3 separate regions of the Homo sapiens genome follow, and all the other regions are linked to region 1. A link is a loop called in an ENCODE intact Hi-C map of the cell type or tissue named here. Cell type or tissue: heart right ventricle. All regions are shown on one strand. Region 1 overlaps ZAR1L (zygote arrest 1 like). Region 2 has its middle 86 kb from the start of RXFP2. Region 3 overlaps FRY-AS1 (FRY antisense RNA 1).

Evidence for each region. Peaks named below come from ENCODE experiments on the same cell type or tissue, not always from the same donor. Only the 100,000 strongest peaks of a DNase experiment are listed, where the experiment ranks them.
Region 2: a loop joins it to region 1, with 13 times the contacts of the local background. A loop is called at or near these places in 23 of 110 quality-filtered maps.
Region 3: a loop joins it to region 1, with 8 times the contacts of the local background. A loop is called at or near these places in 83 of 110 quality-filtered maps.

The regions. Positions count from the first base shown.
Region 1 is chr13:32,308,170-32,313,169 of GRCh38, forward strand. It overlaps ZAR1L (zygote arrest 1 like), which reads right to left. Exons shown (of 6, transcript NM_001136571.2): 3 at 3,103-3,924; 4 at 2,470-2,562; 5 at 517-591. The coding sequence starts at 3,756. Among named protein-coding and RNA genes, the nearest start is that of ZAR1L, 4.7 kb to the right of the region's middle. RefSeq lists a silencer at 2,026-2,085. In heart right ventricle, a CTCF peak has its summit at 2,131 (motif pointing left); no DNase peak of the experiment used is centred here; H3K4me3 peaks cover 515 bases; H3K27ac peaks cover 551 bases.
Region 2 is chr13:31,822,839-31,827,838 of GRCh38, forward strand. No RefSeq gene overlaps it. Among named protein-coding and RNA genes, the nearest start is that of RXFP2, 86 kb to the left of the region's middle. In heart right ventricle, a CTCF peak has its summit at 2,480; no DNase peak of the experiment used is centred here.
Region 3 is chr13:32,021,937-32,026,936 of GRCh38, forward strand. FRY-AS1 (FRY antisense RNA 1) reads right to left here. Exons shown (of 4, transcript NR_103839.1): 4 at 2,110-4,160. Among named protein-coding and RNA genes, the nearest start is that of FRY-AS1, 7.2 kb to the right of the region's middle. In heart right ventricle, CTCF peaks have their summits at 616 and 2,015; a DNase peak (open chromatin) is centred at 607; H3K27ac peaks cover 1,809 bases.

The sequences.
Region 1 (5,000 bases):
CAATTACAAAAAGCAAGTTAAGGATCTCACCTAGTTCTGTGAATTTCTAAACATTGGAGACACCATAGAATCCAGTCAGAGCTCTAATACTATCCATCTAACCTTGGGAAAGTTATTTTGAACTTAGCTTTCAGATCTATAAAATAGGAATAACATCTCCCACAAAGATTAGATGACAGGAGGTAATGCATGTAAAGCACTATCTCAAAATTTGGCATGTAGTAAAAAATTAACAGCAGTCACCTTTTACATTACTACATTCTAACTATGCCCAGGGTGTCAGAGGAAAAACAAACACACCCCATAAGGCAACTTGAAATAGTGAATCTTCCCCTCTTTCCCTTCAAAAAAGATGCAAACTAGAATTTATGCTTTCATTGTTCTAAAATGTAACATCTCAAACATACAGAACACTCACATACCAATATCCAACTCTATCAAATCCTAACATTTTGTCACAGAGGCTTCATTTTAGTAATGAAACATAGACACAATGGAAGTGTTCCATATGCTCACCTGACATTGGATTGCTTCTACTCGATAAGGGTTAAAACTCTTTTGGCATTTACAACAGAGTTGTTTGAAATAAACCTAAAGAGAAATATGTTTTTTTTTAATACAAGCTTTTATACACACCCACACCCTGCAAAGGCTCCCAGTTCTTAAGTAATCCATTGCATCTTGCTTTTACCAACTTCTACCCTTGCCTTGCCTTTTATCTTGCTTTTACCAACCTCTACCCTTGGGGTTTCAAGGTGTACTAGTTCTTATTAATCACTTTTTCTTTGAATCTAATTTTCCTTACCCATAAAATTGGAATACATTTTTTTTTTTTTTTGAGATGGAGTTTTGCTCTTGTAATCCAGTCTGGAGTGCAATGGTGGGAAATCGGCTCACTGCAACCCCCGCCTCCTGGGTTCAAGCGATTCTCCTGCCTCAGCCTCCTGAGTTGCTGGGATTACAGGTGCCCGCCACCACACCCGGCTAATTTTTTGTATTTTTAGTAGAGACTGGGTTTTGCCATGTTGACCAGGCTGGTCTCAAACTCCTGGCCTTAAATGATCTACCCACCTCGGCCTCCCAAAGTGCTGGGATTACAAGCCTGAGCCACCGCATCCAGCCAGAATAATACGATTAATACTTACTTTTTCCATAGTTCTGAGAACTCCCTAATAATGTACACCAAGTACCACAGTAGATACTCAATGGGAAGTGGCTGCCATACTTTTTGTCCTTATCTTTTAGCTCTTACATGTTTCATTTTTCAGTATTTCCCGGCTTACACTTTAAATTACTTGTGGTTACCCATCAATACCACCTGCTTTCTAGGCTTTGTGCAATTTCCTGTGCACATTTTCTCTCTGCCTTGCTTGGTGAACTCTTCCTCCTATTTATTGTTTCAAATCCTGCTTGGACATCAAGCTGTCTTCCCTCAGACAGAGCTAATACCCTCCTTCCTGTGCTATCTCTGCACTGCTTCCATATGAAGAAGGATGCTACTGCACGTATTGCCAAATTACATTTTGTTTCCATCACTCGTATCAAAATAAATTCCTTGAGAACAAGTCCTGTGTTTTGTTCTTTGTATCCTAGTGCCTTGGAATGTTTGAATTAAACTCATTTTTCTTCTGGCAAGAGAAGGAAGTAAATTCAACTTCAACTTTAAAAATCTATTCACTCTCTAGGTCTCTAGTAAATGGCTAGTGTGAGAAATCAAGTTTTCATCCGGAACTCAATGCCTTTTTGCCCTCTCTCTCCACAGTCCTTTGGCCAGTAAGGCAATTTCTAAACATGCGACAGCACAGGGCGTTCACACTCAAATGCTTATGGAGGTTAATAACATCGGGCCACGTAGACTGTTGCAAAACGAGGTGCACAGGGCAAGGAAAAGAAGAGGAAGCCTTAGGGGCAGCCTGCTGTTCTCATTCTCAAACGAGGGTCTCTAATGACCAGAGCCTACAGGATTCACGAAAATGCAGAAATGCAGAATTTAATGTGAAGCCTTTTCCAGTCCTAATATGTTGGCAATTAAATTAGGAAGGGGGCAAAAGAAACTTTAGGCGTAGCCTAAGTCTCTTACAGGCAAATCTTTACAGTAAGTTTTTTCACTTATTGCCCCACCTTGTGGACAAACAGTGGAAATTTCCTAGCGCTAAGGCCCAGACCTGTTCCAAGCATACCAACTAAAAAACGGTTAGAAAAACTTCCAATGTAGACAAGAACAAAAGTTCATCTAAGTAACCTGACATCTTGTCATATATAACGCCAGAGTATGGTTCGGAAACCCAGGTGGACAGTCCGATTCAGTTCCATTCATTCACTGAGCACTTCCTGTACACCTGGCACGGGGGATGCCACCAAGATCAAGACAGGACTATGACAGCCATGCTCCCTCAGGAATCAGATTCTTCCCCGCTTACCATCCGTGCCCACCCCATCCTCCTCTCACCTCCTACTCTTTTTATTTACCTTGTTCGTTCCAGAAATGCACCACACGTAAGCACTCTCCCACCTGGTCTTACAATCTTTACAGTGGAAATAGCCATATTTTGGTTCCAAAAACTGAAAATAAAGAAGAAAAGTACTTTACCATCATGCAAGGGGAAAAAAGCCAGATCCTTCTTTATGACTTTGTATAAGGAAAAAAAAATGACTTCTTTAACCTCACTTGTATCTATTCTCAAGACTACGGCATTGATTCAGTTTCTCATCTCTCTTAAAGATTACTCTGGGATTCTTCTTGCTGCTGTCGTTTGTACTTTTCCAATCCATTTTCCACAATGCTACCGGCACAATCTTCCCAAAACGAAAGTCTGATTTCATGTATTACAGACTCGAAGCCCTTCTTCGTCTCCAAATTCTCCAATAGCAGTGGTTGCCAGACTGTTGGTTTTCACAGGCTTAGTTTGGGTTGGCACCTATTTTACCCAAAACTTACCAAACATACAGGCCACGTGATATACATATTTTCAGAGCTCCCTCTCCTTCACCAAGTACATGGAAGAAGAGAGAGAAGATTTTGCTCTTATTGCCCCCATAGATGGAAAAGGAGGGAGGGGATGAGGCTGGTCGAGGACTAAGAAGAGGGAAGAGAGGATCTACCTGGAAGTTGGGCCTCCGGAGCGGCTCGGAGGCGGCGTCTCCAGGCACCTGCTTGCTCTTCGTCTCCTGAGGGCACGGGGCGTCTTTCTCCCCCGATTCCTCCAGCTGCCCGGGCTCCTCCTGCCTGTCAGCTCCTGACCTCCGTGATGGTGGCTGCGGCTGGCTGGCCTCCGCAGGGCCCGGGAGCGCCTTGCTCTCCGCTTCGTCCCCATCTCTCCGCAGGCGGATCAAGCCCCTGCGGCCGGTGGCGGGCGAAGTGACCCCACAGGCTGGCAGGGGCTCCTGGGGGTCTCTGCCGTCCCAGGGGGAGCAGCTGCTGAGGGTGCGAGGCCCCAGAGAGCACTGCACAGCCTTGTCCACCCGCGGGCTCACCTGCACGCCCACCTCCTTGGTGTTGGGCTTGCACAGCCGCGGGCTCAGGCTGGGGTTCATCTGGGAGAGAATGGCCTTAAGCTGCGCCCTCTTGTAAGGGTCAATGCAGTAGTCAGGGGCGTTCGCGGGCACCAGCAGCCCTGGCCTGGCCAGAAAAGTGGGAGGACCCATATTTTGCCTCCAGTCGGGCTGTTTGTGCCCTGAGAGTCCAGGCTGGCCCAAAGGCACTGTGCTCCCATAACCCTGGTACAAGCCATAGGGAACACGGACAAAGCGCTCCATCCGCTCTCAGGTGCTCAGGCGCAGTCTAATATCCTAGCCAGTTTGTTTGGGTCCTTATTTTGCCTTCCTCCTTCATCCGCCCCTTCTTTCTCTTCATCAGGTTGGTTCAGATTCATTCCTGGCTTCTCCATTTATTTCAGATTCTAATGGGAGCTGCTGCTTATTACCCTGATTGAGGGAGAGAAGCTCTATCTACAGATGTCTAATTGCCACCTGATTCCTACCTAATTGCTTTTCCCTACCTCTTCACTGTTCGGGAATCTTTTTTTCAAAGCTGTTTTTCATTTCCAGCTTATTCACACATATGCTTTAATTAGTGATTAATTCATATATTCCTGTAGTGACCATTCTAAAGATCCTTTGTAAGGTAATGTGGTAATGTTAGATAATGTTTTAAGGTACAGCCATTATGGACAACAGTATGAAGGTTCCTTAAAAAAGTTAATAGAAGTACCAGATAATCCAGTAATCCCACCACTGCGTATTTACCCAAAGGAAATGAAATCAATATCCTGAAGAGATACCTTCACTTCCTTGTTCGTTGTAGCATTATGCACAATAGCCAAGTTATGGAAACAATCTAAGTGTCTGTTAACAGAAAAATGGATAGAGAAATTGTGGCATGTATTTATACAATGGAATATTATTCAGCCTTAAAACAGGAGATCCTGGCCAGGCGCGGTGGCTCACACCTGTAATCCCAGCAGTTTGGGAGGCCGAGGCAGGCAGATGACCTAAGGTCAGGAGTTCGAGACCAACCTGGCCAACATGATGAAACCCTGCCTCTAATAAAAATACAAAAATCAGCCGGGTATGGTGGCACGCTCCTGTAATCCCAGCTACTCGGGAGGCTGAGGCTGGAGAATCACCTGAACCCGGGAGGCAAAGGTTGCAGTGAGCTGAGATCACACTACTGCACTCCAGTCTGGGCAACAGAGAGAGAAAGACTCCGTCTCAAACAAACAAACAAACAAAAAACAGGAGATCCTGCCATTTGCAACAACATGGGTGAAACTGGGGAACATTATGCTAAGTGAAATAAGCCAGATAGAAAAATACTGCATAAACTCACTGATATGTGGAATCTGAAAAAGTCAAATACATAGAAGCAGAAAGTAGAATGGTGGTTACCAGGGACAGGAAGTTGGGGGGAATGGAGAGAGACTGGTCAGAGCCTAAAATGTTACAGTTAGGTAGAATGAATGAGTCTAGAGATCTAATTTACAGCATAACGACTACAGTTA
Region 2 (5,000 bases), 490 kb before region 1:
CTACACGGGATAGAGAAAGATGCCTTTATGTGCATAGATGTATCCATAAATTTCCCATAGCCATCATTCTCTTCCTTGCCATCTAATTGTACACAAAACCACATTAGAAAGTGTAAATTATAAACAGTTAATAAAACATATCCAACAATATAAAAACCCTGCCTAGAGAAAGACACTGAGATTCAGATAAGATTGTTTTACAAATTTGTGATGTACCATATAGAGGACTTTTGGGTAATCTGCAGTGAAACTAGACTTTCATAAAAGAAAGAGTATGTCTGATATCCTTCTTCCTGGTGCTATAAACAGGGTTAATAGGAAGTGAAGTCAAACCCTTGACTGTGACTGACATGAGGGAGTAAAATCTGCTCCGAGAATGGGACACATCAGAGGGCAGAATTCTGGTCTAGGCTTAGAAAGGACTTCCAGGTGGCTGAGCAAACGGCAGTCTTTTATTTGGCAGAATTTGCTTCAGGGACTAAGAGAAGAGAGGAGATTCGAAGAAAAAGAGTGAAGATTATGTTCTAAATCACTGATAAAAAGTATTATAATTAAAGCACATTGGAAATTTATAACACTAACCAAAGTATCAGCAATCTCTATCTAGCAAAAATACCAGAGTGTCATTAAATTACCAGCAAAGAACACACAGCAGAAGAGAGAGGTCTGCATTTTCACCAAACCACAGCAATCCTGGAGAGGGCTCTATAGCCAGTTAAGACATTCTAGGTCACAGGATGAGATGGGAGGTCAGTACAAGATACAGGTCATAAAAACCTTGCTGTTTAAACAGTTGCAGTAAAGAAGCCGGGCAAAACCCATCAAAAACAAGACGGTGACAAGAGGGACCTCTGGTCATCCTCACTGCTACACTCCCATCAGCACCATGACAGTTTACAGATGCCATGCCAATGTCAGGAAGTTACCCCTATATGGTCTAAAAAGGGAAGGCATGAATAATCCATCTCTTGTTTAGCATATCATCAAGAAATAAACATAAAAATGGGCAACCAGCAGTCCTCAGCGCTGCTCTGTCTATGGACTAGCCATTCTTTTATTCATTTACTTTCTGAATAAACTTTACTCTATGGACTAGCCCTGAATTCTTTCTTGCAGGAGATCCAAGAATGTTCCCTTGAGGTCTGGATTGGGACCCCTTTCCTGTAACACCTGCTCTGGAGAAGTTTGGGGTGAAAGAGACAGGCTCACTAAAGGGAGCAAAACACAGTGCAAAGAGCATAATAAAAGGATCAAGAGTCAGAAGGTATAGGCCATTTTTAGAAATCTTGATTAGCACTTCCCAAATATTTAGGAAGATGGAGGCAGGGACTGGAGTGATACTGCCACCAGTTAGGAAATGCCTGGAACTACCCGAAAGGGGAATAAACAAAAAAGGATCCTCCCCTAAAGGCTTTCAGAAAGAGCATAGCTCTGCCAACAACATAATTTTGGATTTCTAGCCTCCACAACTTTGAGAGAATAAATTTCTCACCCTGGTTTGTGGAGTAGAGGCAAAATAAAGATACTGGGTCAAAGAAGACCAAGTTAGAATGAGGAAACTGGGTGGCCTTGCTATTCAAAATGTGGCCAGAGGACTAAGAGCATCAAATTGATACAAATGCAGGATCTTGGGCCCAACCCCCAGACCCATCAAAGCAGAGCCTGCATTTTCACAAGATCCCCAGCTGATGTACAGGCCCATTAGGACTGAGAAGTACTGCTCTAGGGACACAGATGATGGAATCAGGCCTTATGCTCTTGGTATGCCTTATGCTTATGTTGAGCATAATGCCTTCTATTCTGACTCTTCTTTAACACCTGTTCAGAAAGAGGCTTAGCCTCTTTTCTTTTGGAATGTAGATAAGCAATGCTGAGACTACAATGGTGAGATCTGCAGAATGTAAACTAGTTTTCTGTTTTTACATAGCCATTATCAGCAAGCATTCTCAGAAGCTTCTAACTGACCTTAAAATGACTACAGACTCTTTCTTTTTTTTTTTTTGGAAGCTAAGCAGAATGAGTCACAACCTTACCTCCTCTTTGTTCTTTGTGGTGGCTACAGAGATGTGCCACCCACCGCATGGCCCTTCAATGAAGTACTAGTCCCAGCTGCCCTCCTAAAGGGGCAGCTGGCTTTCAGTGATGAAGTGGGCCCAGCCATTTTGGCCCAGTGCAGTCCAGTGCATGGCAGCTCTGATGGGTCATCTCCACTCCAGATCTCTCCATGGCGTTGGCCTAGGCTGCTGCTCCTGTATTCCAGCTCACTTCTCCCTCTGCCTGCTCAGCTCCTGCCCTCTCCCTTCCACAAGTGTTGATCCCAAGGGCACTCCACAATACTCCCTGAACACTAAATTCTGTCTCTGAGTCTGCTTTCTGAAGATTCCTATGACGTACCATAAAGAAAATGTAAGTTTGCCAGGGCTTTGGGCAGAAGTGGAATATAAATCTTACACTGGGCATTGAAAGATCTAGTTCAAGTCTCAGATCAGCCACAGAGAGGCAGTGTGGTCTTGAACAAGCATCTTATTGTTTATGAACCTCAAATATCTGTAAGACAAGAACAATTCCTCCCCATCTATCTCACAGAGCTGTTGTCATGAGGACTTCAGATGAGATAATATGTGTCTGGGGAAAGCACTCTATAGAGTGCAAGACATTAGATATTTTATTATTAGTCAGTAGATTCTAGAGTTTGTTTTGTATTTTGTTGTTGTTGTTGTTTCTTTGCCTGTTTCTTAAATCCATTCTTCTCAGCATTAAACCATTCAGATCACTCTAGCAAAATACTTCTCTGGGTTAGTCTCATATTTGGCTGAGAATGTGAGTCCTAAAGGTTCATAAGGAGTTGTCAAAAATCAAAAAGACCTATTTATCTTTGTCTTCCTCTTTTTCTGGAAGAGAAATAGTCTCAGACTAGTGTAATAATTCACTTACTAGTAAATTTCTATGAGAGAAAAATTAAGAGATATAATAAGAGCCTCTACACCTACAGCAACCTTCAGAGACCTTTGAGCTCCTCATTTAAATTTACTTTAAAAAACACATTCTTGGCCAGGTGCGGTGGCTCACGCCTGTAATCCCAGCACTTTGGGAGGCCGAGGCAGGCAGATCATGAGGTCAGGAGATTGAAACCATCCTGGCTAACACGGTGAAACCCCATCTCTACTAAAAATACAAAAAATTAGCCAGGCGTGGTGGCAGGCACCTGTAGTCCCAGCTACTCGGGAGGCTGAGGCAGGAGAATGGCGTGAACCTGGGAGGCGGAGCTTGCAGTGAACCGACATTGTGCCACTGCACTCCAGCCTGGGCGACAGAGCGAGGCTCCATCTGAAAAAAATAAAAATAAAATAAAAACACATTCTTTTCTGCCTGATTTTCTGAGGGCAAAAAAAAAAAAGAATTAAAAAATACATTATTAATCAAAAATCACAATTAAATTTCAGTTGCCCTTCAACAATTCTTTGGGTCCAGAAACAAGCAGCTCTTCTCTTTCCCTCTCTGTTCATCTCTGTTCTCTTTTTCCCTTAGGATCTTGCAATTTTTTTAAGGTTTTCTCCCCTTGAAGTTCTTGGCCTCCAAAATTCCTTATCCTGAAGCCATCCTCACAGGATTAACAAAAATTCTGGAAAGACCTATAATTAACCACTGATCAAGCTGCACTTTGGCCCACTTCCTTGTAATTGAAAGTCAGGTAGCACTAGATACTGATCATTTGCATTCCTATTTTTCTGATGGATAGGATTTCTGACGTTAGAATCTGTTTAAAAATTAATTTGTATGCCCATTGTTCTTATAGATAGGATCTCTGACGTTAGAATCATAAGGCTTTCGTTTAGGAGTTGCTTAAGAGGTTTTTTTCCAAATCCCCAATTCCAGTGACCCTCCACATAGGAACTGAATCTACATGATAATGCAGTTTCTTCATCTCCCTGTGCCATGACATCACCGTGCACTCCTCAATGAATCAATGATCTCCAAATTTCAGCCCACCCCAAAACCCTTAAAAACCCTTGCCCTAAACTCCTCATGGAGATATGGATTTGAGGTTTTAAGTGACCCTAACTAAGATTAAACCTCTTTCTCCGCTGCAACTTGGTGTCTTGGAGTACTGACTTGCCATGAACATCAGGCAATGGACCTATTATGGTTGAAATTCTACCTTGGTCCTGCTTGATCCAGTATCATTATTTTGCCTTCACCCCCCAACCCAGGATGTATACTTCTTTCCCACCCATACTGCACCCCTATAGTTGATGGATTTTCCCGCTATTAGTATTTAAAGGCTAATTTAGCTAATTCAGAGGTCAACTGGTATTACAGAAAGAAGCTGGGTGGAGACAGGCTGCTTTCAGATAATATATAACATGTGCATGTTAATAATAACCTTCTAAAGGCAAATAGTCTGTGGGAACCATTTCTCCATCAGTGTAATGGTGGAGATTTTGGACTTGACAATTGAGGGGGCCCAGACTCCAGCTGGTTGTGGGAGCAGAGATAACTGCTAGAAAGGCCACTTTCACCCTGAGGAGGTCCCTCCCCAGCCCTAATCATTTGAAATGGACGTCTTCACCTGCTAGTTTCCTTCCTGCCAAGTTCTGGGAATGTTGATGCTATCTTACCAAAAGCTTTTCAGGTCTCCTTAATTCTCATTGGTCTAGTCGTATACTTGGCTTTAGAACAAAGAGGATTTCAGTGTCTGTCAATGATGATCTCCTGTGATCTAGCAGTTCTGAAAGATGAACTTGCCAAAATGAGAAAATTAAAAGAGAAGTGCCCTATGTGGGAGAAAAATTATGCATTAAAGTGCTAAGTATCACCCAAGAGATAAGTAGTAAGTATAAGTACTCAAAGACACTTACAGTATCTTAACTTTCACATTGAAAAAAAAAATTGTGCAGCTTTTAAACTCCCTCAGTTTTGTATTTTCCGAGGTAGAAGCTGTGTGAAAAGAGTGATATTGCCTGTGGTGTTTGGAAGCTGACTGGCAGTGACATTAGGCA
Region 3 (5,000 bases), 290 kb before region 1:
CCAGAGTGGCATTTGGATAAGACTCAGGCAAACCACCAGCACATTCCTGGAGTTGATGAATGGCCACTTAAACAGCAGGACACCCCTGGCATGTCCCTAAACCCAAAACTAAAAGTCCAGCAGGCTATTACAATGAGGGAAGGTGCCAGCATGTGTCTTTAAGGGCGATGGGCTGAGCAGGGACCACTCACCCTCTTATTTGTCTGATTCTTACACTGATGGGAGCCCTGAGAATCTAACATTAGCATCCTGGGAATACAAAGCCCTTTCATCTACATAATCTCCTTTAAGATCATGAAACAACCTTATGTAAAGGGCAGAATCATGTGTACCTTATAAATGAGAAAGAAATAGGTCAAACACATAAGTGGATCACTGAGGCCATTACTGGGTGGAGCAGGGTTTATCTGACCATGAGCTTGAGTTTCTCCACAGCTAACACTGAGGGTCAGAATCATGACCCTCCACTTCTGTTTCCTTGGGCTTCTCAGAGTGATCTCACCCCTGTGGACGGTCTGCAAAGATCATTACTCTTGACCTCACTTCTGCCTCCTAAGCTGAGCCGTGCAGTTGGAGTCGCTCTTCCCACTAGCCTGCTAAGCTGCTGCCTTCCATCATTCAGACAGTTTCTGACAGCCCCACCCTCCTACACAAAGCCCTGCCTGTCTGGTCAAAGGAGGGTGGTGATTTCCCACCCTTTCTAAAAACACGCCTTGTAAGACTTTCTCTGTCCTCTAAAATATACTTGCTCCTTCAGAGTCACATTTTCTACTACTGTACGGTTAAACATCGTCTGTGGGAGGAAAGGTGATGTATGGGTTTTTCTGCTCCACTGTTGTCGGGCTTAGACCACCATCTTCTAAAAGGCAGAAACCTGGGGTCTGTACCAGACAGCTCCATGAACAGATGGTCATTTTGAAGTCTTTGAAGGTGAAATCTGTGATGCTCAGTGAGGTATACACTTCTTTTTAAAGTGGTAGTTCCAAATGAAGTGATGCTGTAACATATCCTTAATTCCTTAGACCACTGTCCTTAATCTCAGTTGTAATAACCTGGCGTGTGACTATTGTTTATTCCTGGTTTACAAGAATTGTCTAGTTATATAGTTTCTATTGCTTTTCCTCTAAGCTGAACAAAGCACTTTGATACTACTTCATTAATTTCACAGTAGACAGCTTGATCGTTTTTATATTGATTTATCGCTTTCTAATCCCCAATTATTTTTTGGTCCTATGTCAGCTTCTCCTGCCAGTAGACAGTGTGTGTTTTCATGGATACTCTTGACATGAGCTTTATTAGAACATAACCAAGAAGGTGAATCTGTTGCCAAAAAATTAAATAATGTTTGCCAAAGAGTTACACAGAATAATTTATTACCCAGTGTTCTGCTTTTCCTATGCAATGGTTCCTCCCAGTGGTATAGAAAACCAAAGATTGGCTTGCCCTAAGAGATGAGGCAGTTTGGGGATGGGAAATAGTGTTCTTCTTTTAGTAGATAAATAACATGTCCAAGGTTATAGGATCGGGATCAAAATAAAAAGCAGAATCATGAGTTTCCTGATTCCCAGCCCTTCAACCTTTGCTAATAGGTAACTATAAACATGGTCATACCTAGAAAGAAAAAATTTTAGCACCTAGAAGGAAAAAAACGTAAAATTTAAGTAGCATGCGCTAAAAAACTATCCAAAATTTCTAGTTTTCCTCAATTTCATTGATTTGAAAATTATAGGTTTTAATAATTATGTACATTAAATGGTATCTTAAGGAAAAGTTGATCTTTCCCTTATTACTTAAACCCTACTATTTATTTTTGTGTATCAGATTGGTAACATTGGTGGGAATATTCACTCTAGCCATAAAAGGTATTTAATTTTTATCACCAAATAATAGGAGTATCACCCAATAACTTTAATACAACTATGAGAATGCTCTATTTTTTTGTTTTGCTAGATTATCATTCATACAGGGAAGAACCAGCATTTTCTTAGTTCTCCTGTAGATGGCGAATCTAAAGGGTGATGACGACTGATATAAATATAATTGTTTTTTATACTGTTAAGCATTATGTATCTGCATTTTTGGTAAATAATAATATGCAAAGTTAATGCCTTTTTTTTTTTTTTTGGAGATGGAGTCTCGCTGTGTCACCCAGGCTGGAGTGCAGTGGCAGGATCTCGGCCTACCACAACCTCCACCTCCCGGGTTCAAGCAATTTTCACGCCTCAGCCTTCCGAGTAGCTGGGATTACAGGTGCCCGCCACCACACCCAGCTAAATTTTGTATTTTTAGTAGAGATGGGGTTTCACCATGTTGGTCAGGCTGGTCTTGAACTCCTGACCTCAGGTGATCCACCCACCTCGGCCTCCCAAAGTGCTGGGATTACAGGCGTGAGCCACCGTGCCCAGCCGCAAATGCCATTTTTTGCTTCTTCAGAAGGGACTTAATATTTTATAATTATGTATTAATAGTTGGCTCCTATTGTGGCCATTTATATTTGACCTGTTTGTATCTGAACGTAAATAATTTCTCAGGTTGCTGGTGATATTCAAAAATAGGATAATAAAGTTATCATTAGTGTTGTATGCTTTCATGCTAAGGGGCATGAGGTAAATGCTGTCATGTTTTCTCTTTGCATACATGTCTTTAAATACATTAAATACTAAGTGTGCTATGACCTTATTCTGCAGAAATTGAAGTCGAATCTTTATGTGTACAAAATATGTATGAACCACAACATCTCCTGGTTTTGACTACAGGTTAATGATATCCAAATATGCAGACACTACTTTGAGAGGTTGATGAGAAGACTAAATTAGGTAAATTTTGAGATGATACTAACCTAACCGGAACCTCTAATCAAATGGAAGTTTACCCTGGGCACCAAATGTTATATGACTTAATATTACTAAAATGTTAAGTAATAGTGTTTGTATGTGCATGTGTTTAGACTTTCTTTACCTTTCCGAAACTTCCAGCCTTGTGGGCAGGTCTACCTTACCTTGGTAGCCAGCAGAGGGGGTTGGGGGTAGGGATCTCTCTATGATGACAGGTTCTCTCTCTCCTCTTTCCTTCTCTTCTCTTTTTCTAACCTGACTATGGAGTTAAGGAGGCATTTTGTGCTGCATATTCTGGGTTCATTTCTCACTACAGATTTGCTACATAACAGTTGTCATCTGCCTAGGCACTCATGTAATCCTCATAACAGATTTGTGTGACAAGGCACTAGTTTACAGACGAGGAAAATGAGGCCATGAGATGCTCAACAACTTTGCCAACAATACAGCTTTTATATGATGGAGCATGGTCTGGTCTACAATGTCACTCCCCTTCTAATTAATATCCTTTGAATATTTGTTCTTTTTTTTTTTTTTTTTTTTTTGAGACAGAGTTATGCTCTTGTCGTCCAGGCTGAAGTGCAATGGCACCATCTCAACAACCTCTGCCTCCCAGGCTCAAGCGATTCTCCTGCCTCAGCCTCCTAGCTGAGATTACTGGCACCCACCACCACGCCCAGCTAATTTTTGTATCTTTAGTAGAAACAGGGTTTCACCATGTTGGCCAGGCTAGTCTCGAACTCCTGACCTCAGGTGATCCACTCACCTCAGCCTCCAAAAGTGTTGGGATTACAGGTGTGAGCCACCGCACCCAGCCTGAATATTTGTTCTTGAAGTCACCATTCAGTTGTCTGGAGCAGGGTTGAGGGAGAGGCGCAATTTTCCTTTCACTAGCATGCAGGCCCGGGTTAACTGGTGCCCTAGTTCTAATTCATCCTAATGATGTCTCAGTGCCACTTTTAGAGAAGTGCCCAGCAGGTGCCCAGTAGGTGTGCCCCTTTGTTCAGCTTTGTCTATGCATGCCCTCTGATATACAGCCCAGCCCCAAGCCTCAATATTAGGCCTGAATAAATACCATTCTTTTACCCCACTCTAGACCTGTCAAAACACCTTGGATGACAATGGACACATGGAGGGGGCATTCCATGTGCAGAGCAGAAAGCAGGGTAAATTCCAGGCTTTTTTTCCTCCACTCCCTGCTGCCACTTCTCGGAGTCTTTTATTGTCTTCTGCTTAAACCCTTCAGGGGCTTCCCATTGTGCTAGAATTCCTCCTGATTCCTTTGTCTTGGCTCTGGGTTCCTTATAAAACCCCTTCGCAGGGGAGCTGAGTAGGAAAGAAAAAATGAGTTCTGCTGCTATGTTTCAATGATAACAATTTTAGAAGACATGATTTTTCTTGTTTATGTTTGAATCTGGACAACAACAAGCTTTGCTATAATGAAGTTGTGTTGCATTCAAAAAATTTAAATGTATTTCAATTCATTGAAAAAAATTATTTGCAGTGGATAGTAATGGAGTAAATGTTTTTCAAAACTTGCTGAATCTATTTTTGTGAAGATTTATATATGTGGGTTGGATTTTTTAAGGTAATGATTATTGTGTTTGATGCTTACCACATGGACATTGTGTGGCATCATTTCATATTTTTTCTCTAATATTTCTTAGGATGGGATAGATCCGTCCAAATCATGCATCAAAAATAGGTCAAAAGAGAAGTTTGTTATTTATCTCAACACTTTGTCCTTTAGGTTATCTCTAAAAAGCCTCTTATTCTACTGTTTAAAGAAAAACAAAACCCTTTTTCCATACTCATCACCATTGATTGTAACTGCTGTCTTTCTATCTCAATTCAGGGGATGCTTAATTTGATTTGGAGCTGTTCTTAAGATACAATGTATAATAGTGGGAATATAATATAGTTCATGCTTTTTTGGAAGTTGAGACTGCTGATCAAAAATTGATAAAGCAATTATTTTCTTGCATTTAGTGATTTTCCTTTGTTTCTTCAGGATGCTAGTGAAACATTTCTGCCTAACACATTCTGTTCATGAATGTACATGTCACTCTGTGACAGTAATTACACATGTGTACCCACGTGTATCCGTCTACAAGAAAAGGGGGTGGATTCCAATCGTAACCCAATCAACTCAATCAGATGCTTTAA